2 separate regions of the Homo sapiens genome follow, and region 1 is linked to region 2. A link is a contact called in ENCODE Hi-C or POLR2A ChIA-PET data. All regions are on one chromosome and are shown on one strand. The core of a region is the stretch at or near the end of the contact, and the rest is flanking DNA. Distances in the headings are between cores, read along the strand shown. Region 1 has its middle 34 kb from the start of PTP4A1. Region 2 has its middle 68 kb from the start of PTP4A1.

Evidence for each region. Hi-C counts contacts between places; a loop is a spot of excess contacts on that map. ChIA-PET counts read pairs that join two places held with the same protein, here RNA polymerase II (POLR2A). Pooled maps may share reads with other maps.
Region 1: a loop to region 2 is called in a pooled map, with 4 times the contacts of the local background. The contact joins two enhancer-like sites. A Hi-C loop is called at or near these places in 6 of 50 pooled maps. POLR2A ChIA-PET finds 5 or more read pairs at or near these places in 8 of 52 experiments (A549, CD8-positive, alpha-beta memory T cell, GM12878 and 5 more).

The regions. Positions count from the first base shown.
Region 1 is chr6:63,535,467-63,541,062 of GRCh38, forward strand. It overlaps a transcript of LGSN not described here and a transcript of PTP4A1 not described here. Among named protein-coding and RNA genes, the nearest start is that of PTP4A1, 34 kb to the right of the region's middle. Within about 2 kb of position 2,370, at least 2 of the 41 ENCODE cell types and tissues checked have a DNase peak (open chromatin) inside an H3K27ac peak, as active enhancers do.
Region 2 is chr6:63,502,146-63,507,609 of GRCh38, forward strand. It overlaps a transcript of LGSN not described here. Among named protein-coding and RNA genes, the nearest start is that of PTP4A1, 68 kb to the right of the region's middle. RefSeq lists an enhancer at 2,533-2,672. Within about 2 kb of position 2,811, at least 2 of the 41 ENCODE cell types and tissues checked have a DNase peak (open chromatin) inside an H3K27ac peak, as active enhancers do.

The sequences.
Region 1 (5,596 bases), core at 1,120-3,619, 33 kb after region 2:
TAAAAGAAAAAAAAAAGCAATAATATGCATTTCCCTCCTTAATTAAATGGTGAATAAACTTCATTTATTCTATAACTAAAATTAGTGGCATTTGCCAGTTGTACATATGTGTCATATGATTCTTTCAGGGATAATATGAGGTATCGAATGTTAATAAATGTAGAAATATTTATAAAAATCAATGTAATACTTAGAGCAACATCATAAACACATTTATAGTAGTTTTGATGAGTTAGTCACAAGGATTGTGCCTTTGTGATATCAAAGGATCACAAAGCTGACAGCCTTCCGGAAGATTATGGCTAGTTAAAAATCAATAGCTATATTTAGGCTGGCCACGATGGCTCATGTTAAGTCCAGCACTTTTTTATTTTTTGAGACAGAGTCTCGCTCTTGTCAACCAGGCTGCAATTCTCCTGCTTCAGCCTCCCGAGTATCTGGGTTTACAGGCGTGCGCCACCATGCACAGCTAATTTCTGTATTTTTTGTAGAGACAGTGTTTCACTGTGTTGGCCAGGGTGGCCTGGAACTCGTGACATCAGGTGATCCACCCACCTCGGCCTCCCAAAGTACTGGGTTTACAGGCTTGAGCCACCACTCCCGGTCTGTAATCCCAGCACTTTGGGAGGCCGAGGCCGGTGCATCACCTGAGGCCAACAGTTCCAGACCAGCCTGGCCAACAAGATGAAACCACGTCTCTACCAAAATACAAAAATTAGCTGGGCGTGGTGGCGGGTGCCTGCAGTCCCAGCTACTCAGAGGCTGAGGCAGGAGAATCGCTCGAACCTGGGAGGCGTAGGTTGCAGTGAGCTGAAATCCTGCCACTGCACTCCAGCCTGAGCAACAAGAGCTAGATTCTGTCTCAAAAAAAAAGGAAAAGGAAAAAGAAAAATCAATAGCTATATTTAATTTTGACACAGGTCATTTTATCCCTCTGCTTTACTGGTATTTGAAAACCAATCACAAAAGTTTAAGGATATCCCATTAATTTCCCAGACAGAGTGAATTATATAACAAGATTAGATTAGATTAAAACAGTGGTATTCAAAAACATCTGAACTCAGGAATTTTCGTGGGGAACAAATCACCACTTATATTTTATCCATATAATTTTTATCCTGTTTTAAAATTGATGTATGACTTTATAATATTTTTCTACTGTAACATTTGTGTCAGTCGCGATAACTGTGTTTTATCCACAAGGATAATAAATACTCTAAAGAATTTCTTTATAGTATTTCCTACTTAATAGAAAATAAGTATCACTACAAGAAAAAGCAGTCTTAATTTTTATTTATTAGAAAAGGTTTTATTATATTATTTATGTAAATAATGATAAATACAACATTTAAACTATAACATATTTGATAGTCTTAGCAGCATAGTCTTTTTGTAACATAAGGGTCCCCCTAAAGCATTCCAATTTAAAATTTTCCTCAAAGCAAAAAGCTCTATGACTTAATTCTGAGGATTGACACTTCAACTGGGTAACATGTCAAATGAATTAGAGAAAGTGGGAAAAGAGAGAATAAGAGTAGTGATGGGGAATTAAGGTTAAATAGTTTTAAAATTAAAATTAAATATTTGTTAAATTAAAATTAAATTAAATATTTTTAGAAACTAAAGTGAAAGGGGCTTCCATGGATTCATGATGATAAAGTGAATGAATTAGAATAATGTTCTTAACCATTCTTAAGTTTACAAGTATTTTTAAGAGGGTGGGGACAGTAGAAGTATTTCCTGGTCGAGGCAAATGTGGTTCCTGGACCAATAGCATCAACGTCCCCTGGGAATTGTTAGAATGCAAATCATCAGGCCCTATTCCAGACCTAGTGAACCAGAAACTGTGCAGTGGAGCCAGGAATCCTGATTTAACAAGCTCTACAGGTGATTCTAAAGCAGGATAAAGAGGAAAAACCATATTAGTAACACCTGGGAGATTTCAACACCAATGCCCAGGCCCAGGCTCAGATCAATTAAATCAGAATTTCTGGAAACAGGGTTTTGGCATCAATATGGTTCTCAACGCTCCCAGTAGAGAACCATTGCCTTAGAGCGTACCTTTTCACCCCAGAGAAAAAAGCCAACTGGCTGAGTGCCAAAACTAACCCTCACTCAATGAATTAGTTGAATTCTGCATTTGTTTGTTTTACTTCTTTTTACAATGAAAGTTTTTCCTAAAAGAAGTGTGAAACCACAAGCTGAGTACAATCAGTCAAGGTTGATTAATTCCACTTAAACCATTAACACCCTTGTCAGCAGATCAGAACCCTGAGGAAATAGGGACCCTACAGTTTAATTTGTGTTTACATGGCAAGGGGGAAGGAGGGTGACTATCCTAACCCGTAGGGCACAATGAGGACACCTCAACCGCCAAGAATCTGGCGAAAGGGCCACGGCCGTAGTGAGAGAGAAGTTGGGGAGAATCCTACCAATGGAATACAGGCAGGCCCAGACAGGAGTTTAAAAGAACAGAAAAGAGGATGTAGTGTCACAGACAAATTTCACTTGCATCAGTCAGAGTTTACCTGAGGCCAGTCTTGTATAGCCAAATGGAGATTAGTAAGAAAGAAAGATAAATTATCTCTGAAATTATTTTGCAAAATAGTGGGAAAATTTTTTAAATTTGCTGACATTAAATGTACATGCAAATTTTTAGCAAGGTTGTGCCTAATCACCACCATGAAAACTTCTTTGGAATATGAGCCTTGGTGTTTACCAGTAGGGAAATGACAGGTTGTTCAAAAGGAAATGTTTCCCAAGTTCTGGTTGGAAGCTGGCATCAGAGAAAGAGGGAAATCTAGAACTGTTCTTAGTTTCTCTAGCAACAAGATTTCAAAAAATTGTACTGAAAGTTCAGTGAACATTGTTACAGGGATTTCCATTCTTCATAAAAAGAATAAACTTGCAAAAACTGAGACTGAATGATTTAGCAATTGAATTATAAAAGATCAATGTTGGATATTCTGTGTTTTAAAACATAATAAAAATTAGATTAGTTTAATTTGAATTCGAGACACTAAGTGATAAAGTTACATGTTCAGTATTTGAAGCTGTAGCTTTGCATAAGCAATAAATAATTAATAGGATTTTGAAACTTGGTCCAAGCATATAAAATAGTGCAAATACCAAGAAATAGCATGCAAAAAGAAAAAAAGAAGTTGAGATTGCAAAAGAGATTTTCTTATTTTTTAAGATAGCATGAAAATGTGCTTTAGTTTTTGCCTACAATAGTTCAAAACATTTAGCTGTCCCAGAATCACATGGAAGGCTTGTTAAAACACAGACTGATGGGCCCCACCTCCAGAGTTCTGATTCCAGAGGTCTGAAGTCCAAGCCAATTTTGCATTTCTAACAAGTTCTTTGGTGATGCTGATGATACTAGGTGTGGGAACCGCATTTTGAGAAGTAATAATATTTATTTATTTATTTATTTTTATTTTTGAGATGGAGTCTCACTCTGTCACCCAGGCTGCAGTGCAGTGGTGCAATCTCAGCTCACTGTAACCTCCTCCTCTTTGGTTGAAGCAATTCTCCTGCCTCAGCTTCCCACATAGCTGGGATTACAGGTGTGCGCCACCATACCCGGCTAATTTGTGTTTTTTTAGTAGAGTAGAGGTTTCACCATGTTGGCCCATGCTGATCTTGAACTCCTGACCTAAGGTGGTCCACCCACCTTGGCTTCCCAAAGTACTGGGATTACAGTCATGAGCCACCGTGCCTGGCCTGTAAAGTACTGATTTAGAATAATGAATAAATTCTAACCTGTAGAATTTGTTTAAAATTACATAACATGTAATATTAACAAAGAGATAAAGAGTAATTCAATAAGTATACTTGATCTACCACCTAACCTGAAGGATTAAACATTACAATGCAGTTAAAATCCTCTGTATCTCCCTCCAGGATTCCATCCCACTTCCAACCTCAACCATAGGGGTACTCACTATCCTTCATGTTTAATCATTATTCTTTATGGTTTGCAAATCAACAAGGAACAGGAAATCTAAAAGAAAATAGGCAAAGGATGGCCAGGTGTGTTGGCTCACTCCTGTAATCCCAGCACTTTGGGAGGCTGAGGCAGGCAGATCACGAGGTCAGGAGTTCAAGACCATCCTGGCCAACATGGTGAAACCCCGTCTCTACTAAAATACAAAAAATATTAGCCAGGCTGTGCCTGTAGTCCCAGCTACTCAGGAGGCTGAGGCAGGGGAATTGCTTGAACCCGGGAGAGGGAGGTTGCAGTGAGCTGAGATCGTACCACTGCACTCTAGCCTGGCAACAGAGTGAGACTCTGTCTCAAAAAAAAAAAAATTGGCAAAGGATATGAATAGGCAATCTTCAGAAAAAAACTCAAAAGTTCAGCAAATGTGTGAAGATATGTTTAAACTTAATAATCAGAGGTATACACATTTTTAAAAAATAATACAGTGACATAACCCTTTAGATCCATTAATGGACAAACATTGGAAAGTTGGATAATGCCAAGTGTTGGAGGGTTTGGGGGTGGGAGTAATAGGAATGTTCATGACTGTTGGTGGACACTGATACAGCCATCCAGAAGACAATCTAGAGTTTCTTGGTCAAATCAATATAGCTATGCACCATGCCCCTGCACTTTAGCTCCTGGGTATCCATCCCTAAGACATTTTGAACATCCAAAAGGAGACAAGTTTGAGGATGATGATGGAATCTGGTGTGCATGGTTGGAGAGTGAATAAACAAAATGTGGTAGATGCACTTACTCCTTGAACAACCTACCACCCAGCCACTAGAAAAGGCAGGAGCCCAGATGTATATAGAATCATAGATAGATCTTAAAATCCAGTCCTTAAAATCCAGATGTGTATAGAATCATAGATAGATCTGAAAATCCAGGCACAATGGGTCACACCTGTAATCCCAGCACTTTGGGAGGCTGAGGCAGGCAGATTGCTTGAGGTCAGGAGTTTGAGACCAGCCTGATCAACATGGTGAAACCCCGTCTCTACTGAAAGTACAAAAATTAGCCGGGTGTGGTGGTGCATGCCTGTAATCCCAGCTACTCAAGAGGCTGAGGCATGAGAATCGCTTGAACCCAGGAGGCGGAGGTTGCAGTAAGCCAAGATTGCTCCACTCACTGCACTCCAGCCTGAGTGACAGATAGAGACCCTGTATCACAAATGAAAAAAGAAAAGAAAAAAGAAAAAAGTTAGATGAAAATGAGATTTCTATCACAATACCATTTATGTAAGTTAAAATGCATGCACACAAAACAGGATGCATATTAAACACATCAGAATGGTTATGAGGGTGGCGGGGAGACGTAGAAATAGCAAATAGGACCCCGTCTCTACTAGGACCAAAATGGTGAAACGCCATCTCTGCTGAAAATACAAAAAAAAAAAATAGCCGGTCTTGGTGGCGGTCACCTATAATCCCAACTACTCGGGAGGCTGAGGTAGGAGAATCACTAGAACCCCGGGGGCGGAGGTTGCAGTGAGCCAAGATCACGCCAGTGCACTCCAGCCTGGGTGACAGAGCAAGACTCTGTCAAAAAAAAGGAAGGAGGGAATGAAGAAAGGAAGGAAGGAAGGAAGGAAGGAAGGAAGGGAGG
Region 2 (5,464 bases), core at 1,561-4,060:
AATCACACAGACATCAGATTCAGAGGGAGCCTTAACCACCTCAAGATAAGAGGAAATACTTTGGAAATACTTCAGAACCTTTTCTCCTTAGATTGAGTTAACTATCTATTAGAGAAGTGTTGTCTCTTCTGAGAAAAAGCAGAGGGTGAAGTCTAGGATAATCACCACATCATAATCCATTCAGTCTTTTCCTTATGCCAACTGCTTACCTGCTAGGGCAATAATTCTCAAAGTGCTTCTGTAATAAAGGTTAAGATACCTGATATACTATGACTCATTCTATTTTACATAATTTCTGTGAGAATGAACAGGGAAAAAATGGTAGGGAAAAAAATGAGCCTTCATTTTCACCACCAAAAAAGTGCATTAAAAAGAAAGTTAATATAATATATTAAGTCTGTTGATAGAGGGTTATACCTGATGATCGTTCAGGATAATGATACAGATGGAATGTGACAAGCAATTAGGTCTTCACTTTTTCTTTAATATGATTTATCAAGATACTCTTCCCACATAAAAGTCATCAATGTTGCTGAACCTTCTAAAAGAGAAAAACGAGTAAATCCTGAAATTTGGATCCTATTAAATCTCATCTGACTAAGCTCTCTGTACAATTCTCACTTCTGGGAGGATTCAAGTCAAATCAAGTTTCGTAGCTTTGAAATTTCATCCCTCTGCATGCAATACTACAGACTTAGCCAGAAAAGTTGTGAGATCTGAATAATAAGGAGCAAGTAGTAATTAGAAAATAATTCCAGCTAGAAGACGATCTATGCTCTATGCTCATCAGTAAGAATCTATGAATTAATTAATCAATCGATGTCAGATATTTTTTTAAATACCTATCACCTAATTTATATTTTTTGCCATAAGAAAATTCTCAAAAATATATTTTCTAATTTTTTTGTTCAATGTTATCTTCTTTTTTCCAGTTTCCACTTTTCTTCTCTATAAAATTATTGTATTCATCATGAGTAAATTTTTTTCTGCAGGCTTTAAAAAAATGTTTAAATAATCAACTATGACATTACTTCTAGCTATGGTCTCATACTGTTTACCTTGTAGCTATAAAGTCCATTTTTCTTTAAACTGCCTAATTTGTAAGATATAACTTATGAATGAGTCAGAGTTCTATAGATACAGACAACAGAAAGAGGCTCTAGTTCATTTATGGAAAGGAAACTTACTGAAATATATCAGACTTCATCGCCTGGAAGTAAGGCTAGAGAACCAGACTTTGAAATGTGCTGATCCAAGGTATTCGCAGTGGTCCAGGATCTGGAGATCACAAGAATGGCTTCACGTTGACAAAATCCAGGACTCGCCCCGGAATAGATTAATCCTCTCTTTAATCCTCTACCCAAGATTTAAATTCCAGAGAGTAGGTGTCTGATTGGCCTGGTTTCAACCATATATTCAGACTTGGGCTAAGAAAGTATAGGTCTGCTGAGTAAAAGTCCACCAGGCTGAATCCAAAATGGTAACAAGGCCAGGCACAGCGGCTCATGCCTGTAATCCCAGCACTCTGGGAGGGCGAGGCTGGTGGATTGCTTGAGCCCAGGAGTTTGAGACCAGCCTGGGCAACATGGTGAAACCCCGCCTCTACTAAAAATACAAAAAATTAGCCGGGGACAGTGGCACCTGCCTCTAGTCTCAGCTACTCAGGAGGCTGAGGTGGGAGAATCACCAGAGCCTGAGGGGTCAAGGCTGCAGTGAGCCAAGATCACCCCACTGCACTCCAGCCTGGACAACCAGAGTGAGACCCTGTCTCAAAAAAACCAAAACAACAACAACAATGACAAATATATAAAAATTTATATGCAAATAGTAACAACAATAATAATAAAATTATAATTCCCTCTAAAAGAAATGTGATGTTATTAGGAAAGAGAAATGAATGCTGAACAGTCACACATTAAAGATGCTCAATACACCATCCTTAACCATTTTTTTTATAAATACCTCACCTATTTTCAACCCATATTTAATAAAATAAAAATCTTTTTTTTTGAAACAGAGTTTTGTTCTTGTCACTCAGGCTGGAGTGCAGTGGCGATCTCGGCTCACTGAAGCCTCTTCCTCCCTGGTTCAAGCGATTCTTTTTTTTTTTTTTTGAGACAGAGTCTCGCTCTGTTGCCCAGGCTGGAGTGCAGTGGTGCAATCTCGGCTCACTGCAAGCTCCGCCTCCCACGTTCACACCATTCTCCTGCCTCAGCCTCCCGAGTAACTGAGACTACAGGTGCCCACCACCACGCCCAGCTAATTTTTTGTATTTTAGTAGAGACAGGATTTCACAGTGTTAGCCAGGCTGGTCTCGAACTCCTGACCTAGTGATCCACCAGCCTTGGCCTCCCAAAGTGCTGGGATTACAGGCGTGAGCCACTGCACCCAGCCTCAAGTGATTCTTGTGCCTCAGCCTCCCGAGTAGCTGGGATTACAGGCGTGCACCACCATGCCCGTCTAATTTTTTGAATTTTTAATAGAGACAGGGTTTTGCCACGTTGCTGAGGCTGATCTCAAATTCCTGTCCTCATGTGATCCACCCACCTCGGTGTCCCAAAGTGCTGGGATTACAGGTGTGAGCCACCACACTCAGCTGAAAATCATTTTTTATGACCATTCTGAAAACCCAAGAAGCTCCTTATCAATGCTTGATAATTGCAGTCACTGAAATACAGAAAGGACTAAGTGGATTTTATTCAAGCTGAGAGTTCAGAGTAGTGAAAAGCTCTTAGTGGTTCTTTAAGAATTTTCTCCCCATTTCTGAGTGGCAATACCATCAGCTGGCCTGATGAGAAAGTGGTTTGTCACACATTCTTTTGAGTCATAGTGAAAGGCATGATGGTGTCACCTAAAATTAGTAGATTAGCTATGCTTCATTTCTCATCTACACCAGGAACTGGTAAGGTTATCACCATGACCATGGCATTCCTTTTCTTCTTTATTGTCCTATATTGGCTAGAAAGCCCACCTCATCCTACATTTTGACCTTCCCTCTGCTTCCTCATTCCTGTTAGTAACTTGCTTTTTTTTTTTTTAACGTTATTGATATCTCCTCATCCACCCCCATTTTCTATCAAGCATTATAAAGTGAAGCCAAGGAATTATATGCTTTTCCTCATCTCTTTAGTTAAGAAATTCTAAAGTAAAGCCGGGCGTAGTGTCTCACATCTGTAATCCCAGCACTTTGGGAGGCTGAGGTGGGTGGATCACCTTGAGGTCAGGAGTTCAAGGCCAGCCTGGTCAACATAGTGAAACCCCGTCTCTACTAAAAATACAAAAATTAGCCAGGTGTGGCGGCACATACCTGTAGTCCCAGCTACTCGGGAGGATGAGGCAGGAAAATTTCTTGAACCCAGGAGGTGGAGGTTGCAGTGAGCCAAGAGCAGGACAGAGCAAGAATCTGTCAAAAAAAAAAAAAAAGAAAGAAAGAAAGAAAGAAAGAAAGAAAGAAAGAAAGAAAGAAAGAAAGAAAGAAAGAAAGAAAGAAATTCTGGCATTCTTTTTTGTTTTGTTTTGTTTTGTTTTGTTTTGTTTTTTGTTTCGCTCTGTCGCCCAGGCCAAAGTGCAATGGCACAGTCTCGGCTCACTGCAACCTCTTCCTTCCGAGTTCAAGCAATTCTTCTGCCTCAACCTCCCAAGTAGCTGGGACTATAGGTGTGCACCACCACGCCCGGCTAATTTTTGTATTTTTAGTCAAGACAGGGTTTCACCATAGTGGCCAGTCTGGTCTCAAACTCCTGACCGTCCACCTCATCCTCCCAAAGTGCTGGGATTACAGGCATGAGCCACTGCGCCCAGCCGTCATATTTTATTTGTAATGGGACACAGGGTATCTTCGAAGTCCTTAAAAAGAGATGTGCCAAATGTTAAACTGAGGGAGGCAGTTTTCAGTTGTTTAACTTTAGACTCATCAGGAGTAGAGTGGAAGAAATACTTTGAAAGTTATTTACATTCTTTGCTTAGGTTTTTGACATAGTGAATGGTATCTAGAAAAAGTCAAATTCAATCTTTTGGGTAGTTTTAAATAAAATAAAAATTTTGATTACATATTGATTTTTCTCATGGAAAGGAGATAAGTTCTTCTTGTTGTTGTTGGTGGTGGTGGTGTTGTTGTTGTTGTTGTTGTTGTTGTTTGAGACAAGTCTCGCACTGTCACCCAGGCTGGAGTGCAATGGTGGGATCTCGGATCTCTGCAACCTCCACCTCCCAGGTTCAAGTGATTCTCCTGCCTCAGCCTCCCAAGTAGCTGGGATTACAGGTGCCCACCACCACGCCCGGCTAATTTTTTGTGTTTTTAGCAGAGACGAGGTTTCACTGTGTTGGCCAGGCTGGTCTCGAACTCCTGACCTCGTGATCCACCCTCCTTGGCCTCCCAAAGTGCTGGGATTACAGGCATGAGCCACTGTGCCCAGCTCTTCTTGTTTTGTTGATGACACAATTTCCTTATTCATTCTGTTCACAAACAGGTTTCTATCTCTGATTGCTAACCCAGTTATTTTATAAATGGTTAACCTAGTAGAAGGATTTTAAGAGAACGGGCATACATGAAAGTTATCAAAAATAATTTGAACAAGCTTCTCTTCATTTTCTTCCCAAAATAAGAAAAATGGTCATAAAAACAGCTTGAGCTACCACTGAACATATATTGTTGCTCTGGTAAAGCATGTGTAATTTGGTTAGGGAGTCTGGTTTGCCCACAAATATCTCACTGAACATCTCAGAGAAGTTGATTTCCCTCAAAACAGAGCCTGAGACAAAAGTTCACGTGACACTATCTTACTAGTATCCCTGCAATCCCAGGGAAGCAGGAGTGAGGGAGTAGAAGAATGAGGAAGGGAAGATGGGAGAGCCAATATGAGGATGCCTTACCCCGACAAACCAGCCAAGACATTCCCACCTTCCCCAGGGTCCCCATGTATCTATACAAAGTACATTTCTCTCTCCATACCAAGTGAATGACCATTCGCACTACTCATAACATTGCCTGCCTGGAGAGAGGATTTCTTTTCACAACTGTCCCTCCGTCCTTGAGTGGAACTATAATGTGGTGGCAATTTACTTTCCACTATCGCTAATGTACTGTGAGAATTCATGTGTAAACTGGGCCAAGTTATTTCTTATTCCATCACTTAGTCAGAAGGGGGCACTTACTCCCCTCCCTTCATGAGGCCCAAGTGTGAGTTAAGGGAGGGTTATTGGTGCTACAGAGACAGATGACCTGAAAGTTTGAGATACATGTGCATATAATTCATTCATACCTTTTGAATATGGTCAAGCTGGATGCATATGTTTCATTTATATCATAAGTCTAATGATACACCCATCCAAACTTATCACTTACTGTATCTGATAACATCCTGATGAGTAGATCTAGTTGCATAGTCACCTGGTGTTCCACAATCAGGAACAGTTTCTATTAGAATCCAGTAAAATATCCAAAGCCAGTTTTCATATGAGACCA